2 separate regions of the Homo sapiens genome follow, and region 1 is linked to region 2. Evidence: read pairs that join two places in POLR2A ChIA-PET (ENCODE). Cell type or tissue: PC-3. All regions are shown on one strand. Each heading gives the region's core, and the rest is flanking DNA. Links, peaks and the distances in the headings are about the cores only. Region 1 has its middle 750 kb from the start of COX7C. Region 2 overlaps LOC105379063 (a long non-coding RNA gene).

Region 1 (8,343 bases), core at 1,652-6,651, 140 kb before region 2:
GACACAATGGAAAATAAACATTTGAAAAGATAATGGCAAAAAGCTTTTCAAAAATAATAAAACCCTTATCAACACATTCAAAAGTTCTATAACTCCCAAACAGGACAAATATAATGACAAAATACACTTAGACACATAGTCAAATTACTGAAAATTAAAGATAAAGAGAATATCATAGCAAAGCTAGAGGAAGAAAAAAAGACACATTACAACAACCATATGAATTCATTTACTTCTCAAAAAACAGTGTAATGAGTAGAAAAAAATAACTTTGCAAAAAAAAAAAAACCCACCAAACTTGTCAACCTAGAATTCAAGAAAGTGAAAAATATCTAATCTACTTCAGAAATGAAAGGAAAATAGAAACATTTCAGACAAATAAAACGAGATAATATGTTACCAGCAGATTCCCAATATGAAAATTAATATTAAAAATTGTATATAATTTATATGAAAATCATACATATTAAGGTCAAATTTCACATTTTTAGAAAAGTAGATTCCTCTGCTTAACAATTTTAATTAATGCATTCTTTATTTTAAATTCAAGCATTTTAATGATTATAAAATACCAAATTTCTAATTCCTATAATTCTTTTTCAGGAAGGAATTGAAAGTGCAATAGTGAAGACCTTGGCAGGTGAAAATCACCATCTGTTTTTTGAACAGATACACATTAATATAAGGGATTGTGATTTCCTTGTAAACATTTAACTGTAAAGGTAAAGAAAACTCCAGTGTATATAGCAAGAAAAGGAAACAGCAACCTGGGACTGGGGGAATAAAAGAAAATGTTTGGAATTGTTAAAATTTAGGCGTTTACAGGTGAAGAGGCAATCCACAGAATTGGAGAAATTATTTGCAAACTATCCATCTGACAAAAGAGTAATAACCAGAATATATATGGAGCTCAAATAACTCATAGGAAAAAAAACTAATAATCCAATTAAGATTGGACAAAAGATCTGAATAGACATTTCTCTAAAAAAGAAACAGAAATGGTAAACAGGTATATGATAAGGCACTCAATATCAATGATCATCAGAGGAATGCAAATTAAAATTACAATGAGATATCATCTGATGCCAAAAAATGGCTTAAATCCAAAAGACAGGCAATAATGAGAATACGTGAAGGTGTGGAGAAAGGAAACCCTCATACGCTGTCCCTGGGAATGTAATTTAGTACAAAAACTATGGAGAACAGAACAGAAGTTCCTCAGAACACTAAAAATAGTACTTCTATATGATGCGGCAAGCCCACTACTAAGTATATATCTATAATAAAGGAAATAGGGATATTGAAGAGGTAACTGCACTCTTGTGTTTGTTGCAGCATTATTTATAATAGCCAAAATTTGGAAGCAATCTAAGTGTCCATCAACAGATGAATGGATAAAGAAAATGTAGTACATGCATACAATGGAGTACTATTCAGCCATAAAAAAGAATGAGATCTTGTTATTTGCAATAACATGGATGGAACTGGAGATCATTATATTAAGCAAAAAAAAAGCCAGGCACAGAAAGACAAACTTTGCATTACTTATTGCAAAGCTTATTTGGGAAAGCTAAAACTGAAAACAAACAAACTCATGGAGAGAGAATAGAATGATGGTTACCAAAGGCTGGTAAGGGTAGGGAGGGTGGAGAGAAGTGGGTATGGTTAATGGGTACAAAACTATAATTAGAATGAATAAGATCTAGTATTTGATAGCACAACAGGGTGACTACAGTCAACAATAATTTAGTGTACATTTCAACATAACTAAAAGGGTATAATTGTATTGTTTATAACACAAAGCGAGGATAAAAGGTTGAGGTGATGGATGCCCCATTTACCCTGATGCAGTTATTACACATTGTATGCCTGTATCAAACTACATCCTGTATCCTACAAATATATACACTATGTATCCATAAATATTAAAAATTTAAAAATTAAGAGTTTAGGGAAGGAGACTTAGATAAAACAAAACAAAACACTTACTTTAAGGATGGGACTACTGCTCAGTAATGGTAAATGTACACAGCAAGGAAAGAATGATGGACCCAGGAGTAGGAAAAAAAAATTATCCAGATTTCTCAGTGCTGTTAAATGGTCTTAGGTCACTCGCTGAGATACAGAAATGTAAGCAACGTATAAGAAGCTAATGCTGATTTGACATACTATCGAAGCATTTTTCTCTTGGTATAATATGAGAATTTGATCTTTGGCCATTTTTCTAGTCAAGTGCTCTGAACTGAGAGGACCAAATAGTTACAGTATAGACTAAGACCCTAGGTTAACTCACAAAGTCCCATAAAGATTAAAGTGCTGTGTCCATGTATATTTATATTTCCAGAAATACAAAGTCCAGACTTTGAAGACATCTCTAAGTCATAAAAGTCAGAAGCCCCAGGGTTTATTATCTGACCCTTAGAAAGATGTGCCTACATTGCAAGGTGTTAGAGTCAGGACCCAGGATTATTCCAACTCATATCCAAGGAGCAAATGCTCTCTCTCTTTCTCTATGTATTTGCATGTATCCATGCATAAAAATATGTATAAATGTATACGTGTCCATTATTTGTTTATGTTTTTATAAAAATAACATTTTTTTTTTTCAGGAAGAACTAGGGACAACTTTGTCTTGTATATAAATGTTATCCCTCTTCCTTGCCTGTGAAGTGACTGGTTACTCTGGTATATTTTATTTTCCATCTGGCTTTCATTGATTTGTCCCATTGGTAAGGTCTATGGCAAAGGGGGGTCAACATACTTTTCTGTAAAGTAATGCTGTAAACTGAATATTTCTGTTCTCCACAAAATAATATATTGAAGTCTTAATTATCAATGAGATGGTATTAAGAGGTGGGGACTTTGGCAGGTGTGTAGGTCATGAGGTTGGAGCCCTTATGAGTGACATTAGTTCCCTTAGAAAAGAGACTCTGGAGTGCTCTCTCAACCTTGCTACCATATGAGGGCACGGCCAGGGGAAGGCTATCTATGAACTAGGAAGCAGGCCTTCATCAGACACCAAATCCGATGGTGTTTTGATTTAGGACTTCTCGGCCTCCAGATACGTGAAAAATACATTTCTCCTGCTTATAAGCCACCCAGTCTATGGTAGTTTGTTATAGCAGTTCATACAGATTGAGATAGGTAATTAATAAAAATTTGTCTCTTATTCAGAACCTTCAACTGTTCATTCAAGATAAAGTTAATAATGACGAATGTTGAAAACTCAGCACTGGGCACCAGCTGGTGCTGCTGAAAGAATACAGAATAAAATTAGTGTTTCTAATATTGGCAAAAACTGCCAGCTGCACTCAGCTGTTGCTACAGGAAGAAATTTTCACTGCCAGAGTGAAAAAGTGTGTTAAGGTGATACTCACAAGTAGAGAAACAGACAAAAAGCCCACAAGAATGCCCCAGGAATTAAGAAGTCCCTTCCTCCTCCTCCAAGCTTATAGTCTCCTGGTGCCATCTATTTTCAGACCTTAACCCATTTATGTCAGGTGTTCCATTACTGGAACACTAAGCTTGTGGGAGTCATGTATATACTACTGCTCAAGGTCATCGCCAAGGTCTGATTTTTCACAAAAAACATTTGCAACCTGCAGGATAAATGGGCTAACAGGGAGCCATCTGGAACAGCAGAAATGTGCTTTTCACAGTCCCAGTCCCAAAATCAAAAAGGATTGTAGAAAAGAGCAAGTTTAGAGATGAGAGAAAATAAATTACTAACAGGCATACGGTGTTTCTGAGAAAGGAGAGAATGTTTCATCAATTTATGTCATCTGATGCTGCTCTGATGTTTTTCTTTTTCTTGTTGAGATAGTATCATTTCAAGCTGAGGGGATGAGGAAACTTTTCAAGTTATTTTTTAAATGTATTTAAATTATTAATAGAAAGGAAAACAGATTTGTTCTCTAGAAAATTCATGTTAGAAAAAGTGTACAGATTGGTAAATACAAAAGCATGAGTCTATTAAACTATGTAAGATAGGATTAAAAAAGTAAAATAAATTAATAATAATCATAGGAAAGACATGAATTGAGTATTTCTTGATTTCACAAGAAGACTAAAGTTTCATAAAAATAGCTTATACCTCTAAAAAATGTTGTTCCACCAGAAGAAAAAAGATGATTGAATGTGCTGCACCTTCATTCTGATGTTTGTCAGGATTTTTGAAGGAGTAAAAATATAGATGTACACATTCATAGATGTAAGAAAATGTCACCATAACTCCCTCTAGCAGAGAAGTGGATTTTGTTTAGTAAATACATTTATAACTGTCTTGTGGGGAAAGGTGAGACCCTAGGGGCAGTCATTAGGTAGCAAGTCTATAAAAGAACTAGCTAAAATTTTCTGTGTGATAAATAAAGAAGAGTCTGTAGAGTAAGAGAGAGATGATAGGAGGAAAAGGAAGATATGCAACAAGATGACGTGAAGCTAGTATTGAACGTGGAGGAAAGAGGTAATACAAAGTATCCCAAGAAATAAGATTTGAAAAGAACAATTACCAGCATTTTTTTTAATCTTTTTTTGAGACGGAGTCTCACTCTGTCCCCCAGGCTGAAGTGCAGTGGTGCGATCTCGGCTCACTGCAAGCTCCTCCTCCCGGGTTCATGCCATTCTCCAGCCTCAGCCTCCTGAGTAGCTGGGACTACAGGCGCCCGCCACCACGCCCGGCAAATTTTTTTGTATTTTTAGTAGAGACGGGGTTTTGTATTTTTAGTAGAGACGTAGTAACCAGGATGGTCTCGATCTCCTGACCTCGTGATCTGCCCGCCTCGGCCTCCCAAAGTGCTGGGATTACAGGTGTGAGCCACAGCGCCCAGCCAATTAACAGCATGTATATCCACATTGCAACCTGAATGTGTCTGAGTTTGCTTTGTCAGCGTGTAGTAGAAGAAGGGTGGACTTTTGCCCAAACTTTGATTCAGATGTGCAGACTGCAAACCCCCGCCATAGAAATAGTTTATTATTCATGCAAGGGACTACAGGGGAGAGCACAGCTTGCACAAGCAGATCCAGACTGCCTTGCGGGAAGCAGAGGGAGTTAGCTCTTTCACAGACGCTAGGGGGTGGGATTGGGGAAAAGTTCCCATGCTGGCTGGAGATGTACAAGGTTCATATTTCCCAAGGGTGCCAATGTACACCTTGTAATAAGTCTGTCCATATGTAGAACCAAAGGGGAAAGAAAGATGAAGTTTAAAACAATGTCAGTAGCCAAACATCAAAAAAACGGTTGGACTCTTTATTACAGAGTTGCTATGATGAAATGTCCTTCTCTAAACTCCAAATCTTCCATTAATTCTACTAGATTGATGTATTATATAGATGAGGTTTATGTTTATTACTGATTTTGTTTGGGTGAAATTCAAGGAAGATGCCAATATTTTACAGAACAACTATTGATGTCAGAGATGACATGAGAACATTAACTCTACAGTACCAGGAATATCTTTGAGGAGTTTAGCACAACTTATGTGCACTACTGGAGCTGAAGAGTTTTACTAGATTTGAAGTGGGAAAAAGATCTCAGCTAAAACAAAGGCAATCAGCACATAAAACATGTAAATTCAGTTGCAACTGAGCACTGTCATAACCACCTGGACTGTATTTCTTCAAATCTTAATAAAATTTAAGGTTACAGTTTTTTAAAAATAAACTGTCAGTTATGTTTTATTTATATTTTATTATTAAACTTACCAGGAAAAGTTTATAATTTTTTATTAATTTTATTATCTACCTGGGCCTCAATGCACCTCTACAACCTGTTTACAACATTTGTATTTGTGAAGCCACAAAGATACGTATAAAACTTCAAATGTCTGTAGCTACTCACTTTTTTCCAATTCCCCTTTAAAATATGTAAATGGAGAAAAATATTGTAGTATACCAAAATTATATCTACAAAATTTACTTCTTTCTTGAAAATAATTGCTAAATAAGTACATTACGTTGAAAAGTTTTAAAATTGTAAAATGAACGGAATTGATAGGTATCTCTGGATTTTCTTAGCTCACATTTCAACTAATGCATTAATATTCAATAGTAAAATTATAATTATTTTGACATTATTTAAATGAACAAAACATTCTAAAAACAAAAATACAAATAATTGGTAATGACCTAAGAAAAACAAATTAATGGAAATATAAGTATTTTCAATCTATCACAACAATACCCTTAATAGCATTAAAGCACTGTGTTATCTGGGATTTAGTAAGTACACAGGACTCAAATTTTAAAGGACATTTAGATTTCAGAATTGTCTCTGGGGATATAGCATGATTAGGAATCATGACAGTAGAGATGACAGATGAACACACTTGAGAATCATAAAAGAATCACACTCTACTGTATTTAAATATGAGTGTAAGAGAAGAGAGGGGTAAATAATAGTGACTGTCTTCTGATTCAAACTGGTGGATAGATATTGCTTCATTGAAGTACACAGAGTTAAATAAGGTGACGATGAGTATAGTTTTGGGCATGCCTATAAGATATTCAAGTGGAGACATCCAAGAAGCATAGATAAAGTCAGTATTGAATTTATAACTAAGCTTAGGTCTTGAAACAAAAATATGAATTATTATTGTTCTTATAATAAAACTGGTTGGTCCAGTTTCTTCTAATTTCTTTTACTCATTTAACAGTTAATAGTACACAGAAGCTTTTGGTTTCCAGTCTGGTCTGTATGAAGTGTAGAAGCTTACTTGCTGTACTAACACCAAATAAAAAGTTGAACAAACTGAAAATTCAATAGCTCGTCTTAGATCCTTAGCAAAGTGAAGTCACAGGGCAAACCACTGCTCCCCAAACTGGAGAGACAGACAGGCGGGTATAGAGAATCACATCTTACTGGAGGGGAAACCTCTGCAGGAATGAGTGCCCAGTTAGAAAAGCCTAAACTTTAATTGGTGAAATGCTAGAAGTTCAGTGTGGAGAATTCTGAGAGTTAAAATCTTAGGGAGACCCAGTCATAGGCGTGGCCTCACCCTTTTCTGGGTTTTACCTGCAAGAGCCCTGCATTATCCTAGTTGGTTTTCCTTGATTCTGTAGTCACCTTTGTAAATTATCTTTTCATTAAACTCATTCATTCCCCCTTTGAATATGCCAATAATTTCCTCTCAGGATTTATGAGATTGTTGGAACTAGGAATGACTACAGAAAACAGATTTTTAAAATGAAACCTGACATTGGATTGCTATCACATTTTTAATATATACTATGATGTCCTCGTTGAAGGGAAATTACATATGGGTAAACTGGCTTGAAGTAACTCTTTTCAATCTTTTAATTATGGATGGAATGGGTTGCAAATGGAGGGCAAGGCAATGGCAGTCACACAGCTATCACTTAGTTACAAAGGCAGCAATCATGATTACTAACATTATGGCTTGAAGCAGCTACCTTTGAAAATTTTAGAGTTTATACAGAACAAGGATGAAAAAATAGAATGCCTCAGTGGCAATTCTGAAAAAAAGTTTCTTATCTTTTATAGTTTCAGGGAAGACATGTCTTAGAATCAAGCCCAGGGCTTAATTGTAAAAATTAAAGTTACAATGCCAATATATAACCCAACTACATTTTCTTATGCTAAAATAAGTACACTTGGAGGAAAAAAGTGAAACTCTGAAATACACAATGAAAAAAATCTAAGCAAGCATAGACCAGATGAGATGAGGCTGAGAATATTTATGCCGAAATTCTTCTGAAAGTTTTTTGTTAGCAAAAGCAATTTCTCCTTCTGTGGAGGAATCATCTTTTTTTCTGCTTAAAAGTATTGCATGTGAAGTGGGTAGTTACATCACAAGTACATGCTGATTCTCCTAAGGAAATTTTTAATTTAAATAATTGGCTCATGCACATTTGCACGGCATTAACATTCTCTAAGTTCAGTTGAAACATAAATTCAGCTGTGGCCTACCCGTCAGTTGAAAGGCAGAACTCCCCAGATATTCTTAGGAGGAAGGAGTATGAAAGCACAGAGAAATTGAATTTTTGGAGTGACTGTATTATGTACAACCTTCTCAGCCACTCCCTAACCATATCTTCCAGGTGGACACTCCTGGCATGCAAAATGATTTGATGAGGAACCCACCAGCATCATCAAATAACTATTGGTGTCTTCTCTGTAAATTAACAATGACAATAGAAAATACCTCAGTGGGATTAAGAATAACACATTTTGGAATGTTAAAAGCAATAGATGGCTGCTTAACCTGAGTAACAATTTGAATGCCATTTCAATATTAAACTTCAGCAACAAGGTTTTAATCACAATGTTTTGGAGGTTTGTGGCAATATTTAATTGAATATAAGATCCTTATTAATGAAAGAGATGGA
Region 2 (8,343 bases), core at 2,141-7,140:
AATTTGTTCCAAAATCTACATTGATATCCTTTAGTTTCATTTGCCCTAGGTTCATAGTTAGATTATGTAATAATCTGAAGTAATATTGTATGATCGTGATAACTTAATTTTCAAGTTATCAACAAATAAATTATCAAGTATATTATTAGAAGACAGCACATTGGTAATAAATGCTATGTACTGGATAGCACTAATTTATAGGATATGAAGATTAACAATAGGTAAGAATTTAGAATCCATAATTTTTTACAAGTCAGAGCTGATAATTTTATGTTGAAAAGAATTTCCAAGCTATATGGTAATCATTGTTAACTTTTAACCTAGTATTTCATAGGGATAGGCTACTTAAATAAATTATAATTGCCATATTTTATAGAAGAAAGATATTTTATTTGGGACACTGAAATTGTTGACAATTAATTTGGTTTTGTAGTATTAACAGTTTTTACCTTTTGCCTTATTTTGTATCAGCTGAATTAAATTTAGACCTTAGAGAACATTTAATGCAATATTGCATCTTGTACATGTAAATTCTCCTTCAAAGTAACATCTCCTTTCACTATTTGTTGATGGTCTATTGTACCAAGGCATGATATTACAAAACTATAGCATAAACTAGTCTTTTAGACATGAAACTGCCCACTAAGTTTGCCTATTATGTGAAAGCATAATCCCTCAAAATAAGTTCCTTTATTGCTGCAAATGCTAGAATAAAAATACACTGAATCTTACAAAATGCAAAGCTCTTAAAAGAGTTTAGGGGCACTGCTTTAGTGTGGGTTTACCGTATCCGTACTTATTTTATCTTAGCTAAATTCTGATTGTCTATATAAGTGTTTCCCAAACAGGCTTCTAATAACCATTTGAACAATTTTGCATTTAGTATATAGCATCTTTATTCTTCATTATTTAACTTGTTAGTAGACTTAATCAATCTGCTTTTTAAATTTTTAAATTTTGCCTCATACTTGCCAATACTGTCCCTGAAACGAAATCCCTGGCTTCATGGACTAGACATATTTTTTCCGTATGTGCATTGAACATAAACATGTTAAGTAAGTAAAAGTACAAATGGTACACAGAAAGAGCAAAATTGTTCAAATGTCAATTAAAGGCCTATTTGGGAAACACTCATCTAGACAATCACAGTTTAGTTAAGGTAAAATTAATATGAATACACAAAAACTACACCAAAGCAGTGACACTAAACTATTTCAAGAGTTGTGCATTCTAAGCTCAGTGAATTCTCATTCCAGTATTTGCAGCAATAAAGGGATTTATTTTGAGACAGGATACTTTCACCTTATAGCCCACTTTAGTAGGCAATTTCAGGTCTAAAGGACAGGTCTATAGGACAGGTCTATGACATAGTTTTATAGTGCCAGGTATTAACATATTAACATACATGTATATATTCATATACCACCAAAAACTATTTTGAAAACCATGACAAGTATGAAGACCTACAATAGAAAATGCTGTCCTGCATGGCTGTTGTATTGGGATAAGAGTTAATAATGGAACATGATATATAGGTAAATTACAGAATTTTGGTACTTTATGCATTTGAAAAGTAAAGTCTAGATGTAGACCAAATATAAGATGTTCCTAGTTTAAAAAATGAATCAGAAAGTATATTCCAAATTCAAAATTTAGCCTTAAGATAGACCTGAATATTCAAACGTGGTGCTTTCGTTTAAAAGAATGAAATATCTTACCTTTATACCTAGAGCCAAACAGTTGATAAGGTTGAAAGTATATAGCTACTTAACTTCTTGTGTTTTACAAATATTTTTGCTTTGGGGCTTCTATTCAGGAGAGGAAGAAAATTCTAGAAAGATGAAAAGCCATTTTTAATGCATTTTTTTCATCTGACTACAAGCAGAAGTACATATTAAAAATTAAATTAAAGTAGTACACAGAAGCATATTCCATCTTGGTTCCACTCTCAATTTGTGAGGTCTATATGAGTTTGTGTAGTTGTATAGAAATTACTGTTTTTCCTTTCTCATACACTGTGAAAGAGAACATTTGATTATTGACAGAAAAAAACACATATTCTTGAATTGAGATGAGAAATATATGCAAATATAATTAATTTACTTTATTTCTGACAAATAAGCATTTATTCCCAAATTGGTAAAGCAAATTCTGAACTTTACTTAGATATAGTTTATGTATTATATAATGTAATTTAATGTTATAAATTTAATGCATTTTCCACAATCACCTTGATAGTGATGAACTGTGATTCTTTTTCATTGTAAAATGACCCAAAATAATTAGGTCAAACAGAGCCATTAGGTTTTTCTAGTTTACTACAATAATTAGATACAGGTAAGTATTATTGCTTTTCCACCACAGTCTTATTCACAGAGCAATTTCCTGACAATTTTGCAACACATGCACATACAAACTTTAGCATGTGTCGGCGGGGGGGGTGAGAAGCAGGAACACACTATAAATATAGTCATACAACATTTTTGGTAGAAGTTCACGAAGTCCTAGCTGTCTACTATTTTCAATTTTCTGATTAAAATTTTCATTAAATGTCCAATCATTGAAATTAGGTCTATTAGGGATTAAATTTATAATGTCAGCTACAAAAATACATTTTATTTTATTTCCAGCTTTTAAGTTCAGAGGTAATTGTGCAGGATGTGCAGGTTTGTTACATAGGTAAACATGTCCCGTGGTGATTTGCTACACAGATAATCTCATCACTCAGGTATTAAGTCCAGCATCCATTAGCAATTCTTCCTGATCCTCTCCATCTTCCCACCCCCTGCCTTCCGATAGGCCCCAGTGTGTGTTGTTCCTCACAATGTGTCCATGTGTTCTCATCATTTAGCTCCCACGTAAAAGTGAGAACACGAGGTATTTGGTTTTCTGTTTCTGAATTAGTTTGCTAAAGATAACGGCCTCCAACTCCATCCATGTCCTTGCAAAGAACCTAATCTCATTCATTTTTATGGCTGTATGGTATTCCATAGTGTATATGTACCACATTTTCTTTATCCAGTCTATCATTGAATGGCATTTAAGTTAATTTGATATCTTTGCTATTGGGAGTAGTGCTACAAAGAACATACTCATGAATGTGTCTATAATAGAATGATTTATCTTCCTTTGGGTATATACCCAGCAATGGTTGAACTAATTTACACCCTCACCAACAGTGTAAAAGTGCTCCTTTTTTACCACAACCGCACCAGTACCTGTTGTTTTTTGAATTTTTAATAATTGCCATTCAGACTGGTGTGAGATGGTACCTCATTGTGATTTTGATTTGCATTTCTCTAATGATCAATGATGTTGAGATTTTTTTTCATATGTTTGTTGGGTGCATGTGTGTATTCTTTTGAGAAGTGTCTGGTCATGTCCTCTGTCCACTTTCTAATGGGTTTTGTTTTCTGCAAATTTCTTTAAATTTCTTATAGATGATGGATATTAGACATTTTTCAGATGGGTAGATTGCAAAAATTTTCTCCCATTCTGTAGGTTGTCTGTTTACTCTGTTGATAGATTCATTTGCAGTACAGAAGCTCTTTAGTTTAATTAGATCCCATTTATCAATTTTTGCTTTTGTTGCAAATACTTTTGGCAGCTTCGTTATGAAATCTTTGCCCATGCCTATGTCCTAAATGGTATTGCCTAGGTTTTCTTCTAGAGTTTTTATAGTTTTGGGTTTCATTTCAGTCTTTAATCCATCTTGAGTTGATTTTTGTATGTGGTTTAAGGAAGGGGTCCAGTTTCCATTTTCTGCATACGGCCAGCCAGTTCTCCCAGCATCATTTATTAAATAAGGAATCCTTTCTCCATTGCTTGTTTTTGTCAGGTTTGTCAAAGATCAGATGGTGGTAGGTGTGCAGTCTTATTTCTGGGTTCTATATTCAGTCCCATTTGCCTATGTGTCTGTTCTTGTATCAGTATTGTGTTGTTTTGGTTACTGTAGCCATGCAGTATAGTTTGAAGTTGGATAGTGCGATGCCCCCAGCTTTGTTCTTTGGCTTAGGATTGCCTTGGCTATTTGGGCTTTTTTTTTTTTTTTTTTTTTTTGGCTCCTATGAACTTAAAAATAGCCCTTTGCTAATTCTGTGAAGAATGTCAATGGTAGTTTAATGGGAATAGCATTAAATCTATAAACTGCTTTGGGCAGTATGGCCATTTTTATGATATTGATTCTTCCTATCCATTAATGTGGAATATTTTTCCATTTGTTTGTGTCATCTCGAATTTCTTTGAGTGGTGGTTTGTAGTTCTCCTTGAGATCCTTCACTTCCCCTGTTAGGTGTATCCTTAGGTATTTTATTCTTTTTGTGGCAATTGTGAATGGGATTGCGTTCTTGATTTGGCTCTTTGCTTGCCTGTTGTTGGTGTATCAGAATGCTAACAATTTTTGCACATTGCCTTTGTGTTCTGAGACTTTGCCAAGTTGCTTATCAGCTTAAGAAGCTTTTGGGCTGAGACGATGGTGTTTTCTAGATACAGGATTATGTCATCTGCACACAAAGATAGTTTGACTTCCTCTCTTCCTATTTGACTACTCTATTTCTTTCTGTTGCCTTATTGCCCTGGCCAGAAATTCCAATACTGTGCTGAATAGGAGCTATGAGAGAGGGCACCCTTGTCTCCTGTTGATTTTCAAGGGGAATGCTTCCAGCTTCACCCATTCAGTATGATATTGGCTGTGGGTCTTACTATTTTGAGGTATGTTCCTTCAATACCTACTTTATTAAGAGTTTTAACATGAACAAATGTTGACTTTTATCAAAGGCCTTTTCTCCAGCTATTTAGATAACTTTGTGGTTTTGTTTTTAGTTCTGTTTATGTAATGAATCACATTTATTGATTTGTGTATGTTGAATCAGCCTTGCATCCCAGAGATGAAGCCAGCTAGGTTGTGGTGGATAAGCTTTTTGATGAGCTGCTGGTTTCGGTTTGCCAATACTTTGTTTAGGATGTTTTGTTTGCTTTAATTTTTTTTTTTTCAGATAGTGTCTCACTCTGTTGCCTAGGCTGGAATGCAGTGGCATGATCTCAACTCACTGCAACCTCCGCCTCCCGAGTTCAAGTGATTCTTCTGCCTCGCCTTCCCAAGTAGCTGGGACTACAGGTGCCTGCTACCACGCCCAGTTAATTTCCTTATTTTTAGTAGAGATGGGATTCCATCATGTTGGCCAGGCTGGTCTCAAACTCCTGACCTCAGGTGGTCCACCCACCTCAGCCTCCCAAAGTGCTGGGATTACAGGCATGAACCACAGTGCCTGGCATTTGTTTAGGATTTTTGCACCAATGTTTATCAAAGGTATTGGTCAGAAGTTTTCTTTTTTGCTGTATCTCTGCCATGTTTTTGTGTCAGGATCATGCTGGCCTCGTAGAATGAGCTAGGGAGGAATCCTCCCTTTTCAATATTTTGAAATAGTTTCAGTAGGAATGGTACCAGCTTTTCTTTGTACCTCTGGTATTACTAAGCTGTAAATTTGTCTTGTCCTGGGCTTTTTTTTTTTTGCTAGACTATTTATTACTGCGTGTATTTCAGAGCTTATTATTTCTCTATTTAGGGATTCAGTTTCTTCTTGATTCAGACTTGTGAGGGTGTATGTGTTCAGGAATGTATCCATTTCTTTTAGATTTTCTAGTTTATGTGCATAGAGATGTTTATAGTATTCTCTGATGGTTGTATTTCTGGGGAGTCAATGTTAATATCCTCCTGATCATTTCTGATTGTGTTTATTTGAATCATCTCTCTTTTCTTCTCTATTAGTCTAGCTAATGATCTATTTTATTATTTTTTTCAAAAAATATACAGCTCCTGGATTTGTTGACATTTTGAAGGATTTGTCATGTCTCTGTCTCCTTAAGTTCAGCTCTGATCTTGGTCATTTCTTATTTTCTGCTAGCTGTAGGGTTTGTTTGCTGTTCGTTCTCTAGTTTTTTAGCTGTGAGGTTAGGTTACTAACTTTAGATCTTTCTAGCTTTTTGATGTGGGTATTTAGTGCTATAAATTTCCCTCTTAACGCTGCTTTAGCTGCATCCCAGAGATTCTGCTATGTTGTATCTTTCTTCTCATTAGTTTCAATAAACTTCTTGATTTCTTCCTCAATTTCATTATTTACCCAAAAGTAACTCAGGGAGAAGATTGCTGAATTTCCATGTAGCAGTATGGTTTTCAGTGAATTTCTTAATCTTGAGTTATAGTTTGATTGTGCTGTGGTCTGAGAGACTGCTATGTTTCATTTTTTTTTTTTTTGGATTTGCTGAGGAGTGTTTTACTTCTGATTATGTGATCAATTTTAGAGTAAGTGCCATGTGGCGATGAGAAGAATGTATATCCTGTTGTTTTGGGGTGAAGAGTTCTGTAGATATTTATCAGGTCCACCTGATCAAGAGCTGAGTTCAGGTCCTGAATATCTTTGTTAGTTTTCTGTCTTGGTGATCTATCTAATATTGTCAGGGGGATGTTAAAGTCTCCCACTATTATTGTGTGGAAGTCTAAGTGTCCTTGAAAGTCCCTAAGAATCTGCATTATGAATCTGGGTGTTCCTGTATTGGGTGCATATATATTTAGGATAGTTAGCTCTTCTTGCTGAATTGAACGCTTTACCATTATGTAATGTCTTTCTTTGTCTTTTTTTGGTCTTTGTTGGTTTAAAGTCTGTTTTGTCAGAAATTACGATTATAACCCATTTGTTTCTATTTTCCATTTGCTTGGTAAACTTTCCTCCATCCCTTTCCTTTCTGATGAAAATTTGCATTAAATGTCCCACCATTGAAATTAGGTTTATTAGAGATTAAATCTAGAATGCCATCTGCAAAAAAAAAAAAAAAGTTTTAAATTAGGTTACTTGTTTCACTAGATCCTCATACTCTATCATGCAAAGACAAAATATACTTTATTTTATGCTATTTATCTTGAATATCACCAATTTCATTAATAAGAATTTATGATACCGAATTAAAAAAACTACTCGTTTCACCAGTGATAGTTATTTAGGTTTGCCAGATTTAGCAAACAGATATACAAATAATGAAATATAAATTTCAAATAAACAATTTTTAAAGAATATATATATGGCTTGTGCATTAATTGGGAAAATAGTTACACAAAAGTAACACGTTATCTTTCTTAGCTGAAATTCAAATGTAATTGGTTGTCCTATATTTTATCTGGCAACCCTATACCTATTTCCAACATTCATTATGGCACTTACCAAAAGCTATATTATGGATCATTTACTCATGCAATAAATATTAATTAAGCACCTACTCTGAGTCATGCTCTGTTCTATAAATTGAAAATATAACTATCAATAAAAAGAATCTTTACTCATAGAAATTACACTCTAAGAGGAAAGACTAACAATTTTAAAAGTCTGCATGAATACCTTAAATACTATACTAAAGATGATTAGGGCCATTAAGAACAAAAAGCAAGAAAAGGGAATGAGAAAAGGAAGGCAAATAGTATATTAAAGGTGATAACAGGCAACAAAGGTGATAACAGCCATTAAGAACAAAAAGCAAGAAAAGGGAATACAAAAAGGAAGGTCAGTTGAAAATGTTTAAATGAGAAACCAAAAGACCTCCTTGTGTTTACATTTGAATAAAGACCCAGACAGAATGGGGTCTTGCAGACATTTTGGGGTAAAGCAGCGGGAACAGAAGAAACAGTAAGTGAAAGACCCTAAGGTAGACACCTGCTTCATCTGTTTTGGAGGAGCGACAGGAGGCCCTCTCAGGTTGGAGCCTCTCTGGTGAGAGCAGAAGGGAAGGGAGAAGAGTGATGGGTTGAGGTAGGCTATTTTGAAGAACCTTGTAGATTTACTTAAGGGCTTTGGTATTTAATCAGAGTACATTATAAAGCGTTAGAGGAACACAAATAGTTAAGTCATTTGATAGCTTTCTTTGAAGTGTAGCAATGCTAGCTGACCACCTTTGCTGGGAGAATTCTTGAAGAGGGTAACTAATTAGGATAATTGACCATGCGGAGTCTGTCACTGAAACTAATGTACATTTATATATCATGATGACTTAGCTAAATAGAATTAAATGGCACATATCTTAATAGTAAAAAGTCAAAATATAAAATCATTTTATTTGCTGACAAGTATTTTTATAGCCAGTAGTAGCAAATGTACTACTATATAATACTAGCTACCATCTTTTTGCATGCCATTTGAATGTTCTATCCTCTCTTAAAAATAATTTTTGGGTCTAGTGAAGCCTTAATCCCAGCACTTTGGGAGGCCAAAAAAGGAGGATTGCCTGAGCCTAGGAGTTCAAGCCCAGCCTGGGCAAAACAGGGAGACCCCCTTCTCTACAAAAAAATAAAAAAAAAAA

Evidence for each region. Peaks named below come from ENCODE experiments on the same cell type or tissue, not always from the same donor. Only the 100,000 strongest peaks of a DNase experiment are listed, where the experiment ranks them.
Region 1: POLR2A ChIA-PET joins it to region 2 with 5 read pairs; 2 of 35 experiments call an interaction of 5 or more read pairs at or near these places.

What each region holds. Positions count from the first base shown.
Region 1 is chr5:85,863,205-85,871,547 of GRCh38, forward strand. No RefSeq gene overlaps it. Among named protein-coding and RNA genes, the nearest start is that of COX7C, 750 kb to the right of the region's middle. In PC-3, for the core only: no CTCF peak of the experiment used is centred there; no DNase peak of the experiment used is centred there.
Region 2 is chr5:86,004,037-86,012,379 of GRCh38, forward strand. It overlaps LOC105379063 (a long non-coding RNA gene), which reads right to left. Exons shown (of 3, transcript XR_948533.3): 3 at 5,230-6,812. Among named protein-coding and RNA genes, the nearest start is that of COX7C, 610 kb to the right of the region's middle. In PC-3, for the core only: no CTCF peak of the experiment used is centred there; a DNase peak (open chromatin) is centred at 4,895; H3K4me3 peaks cover 549 bases; H3K27ac peaks cover 872 bases.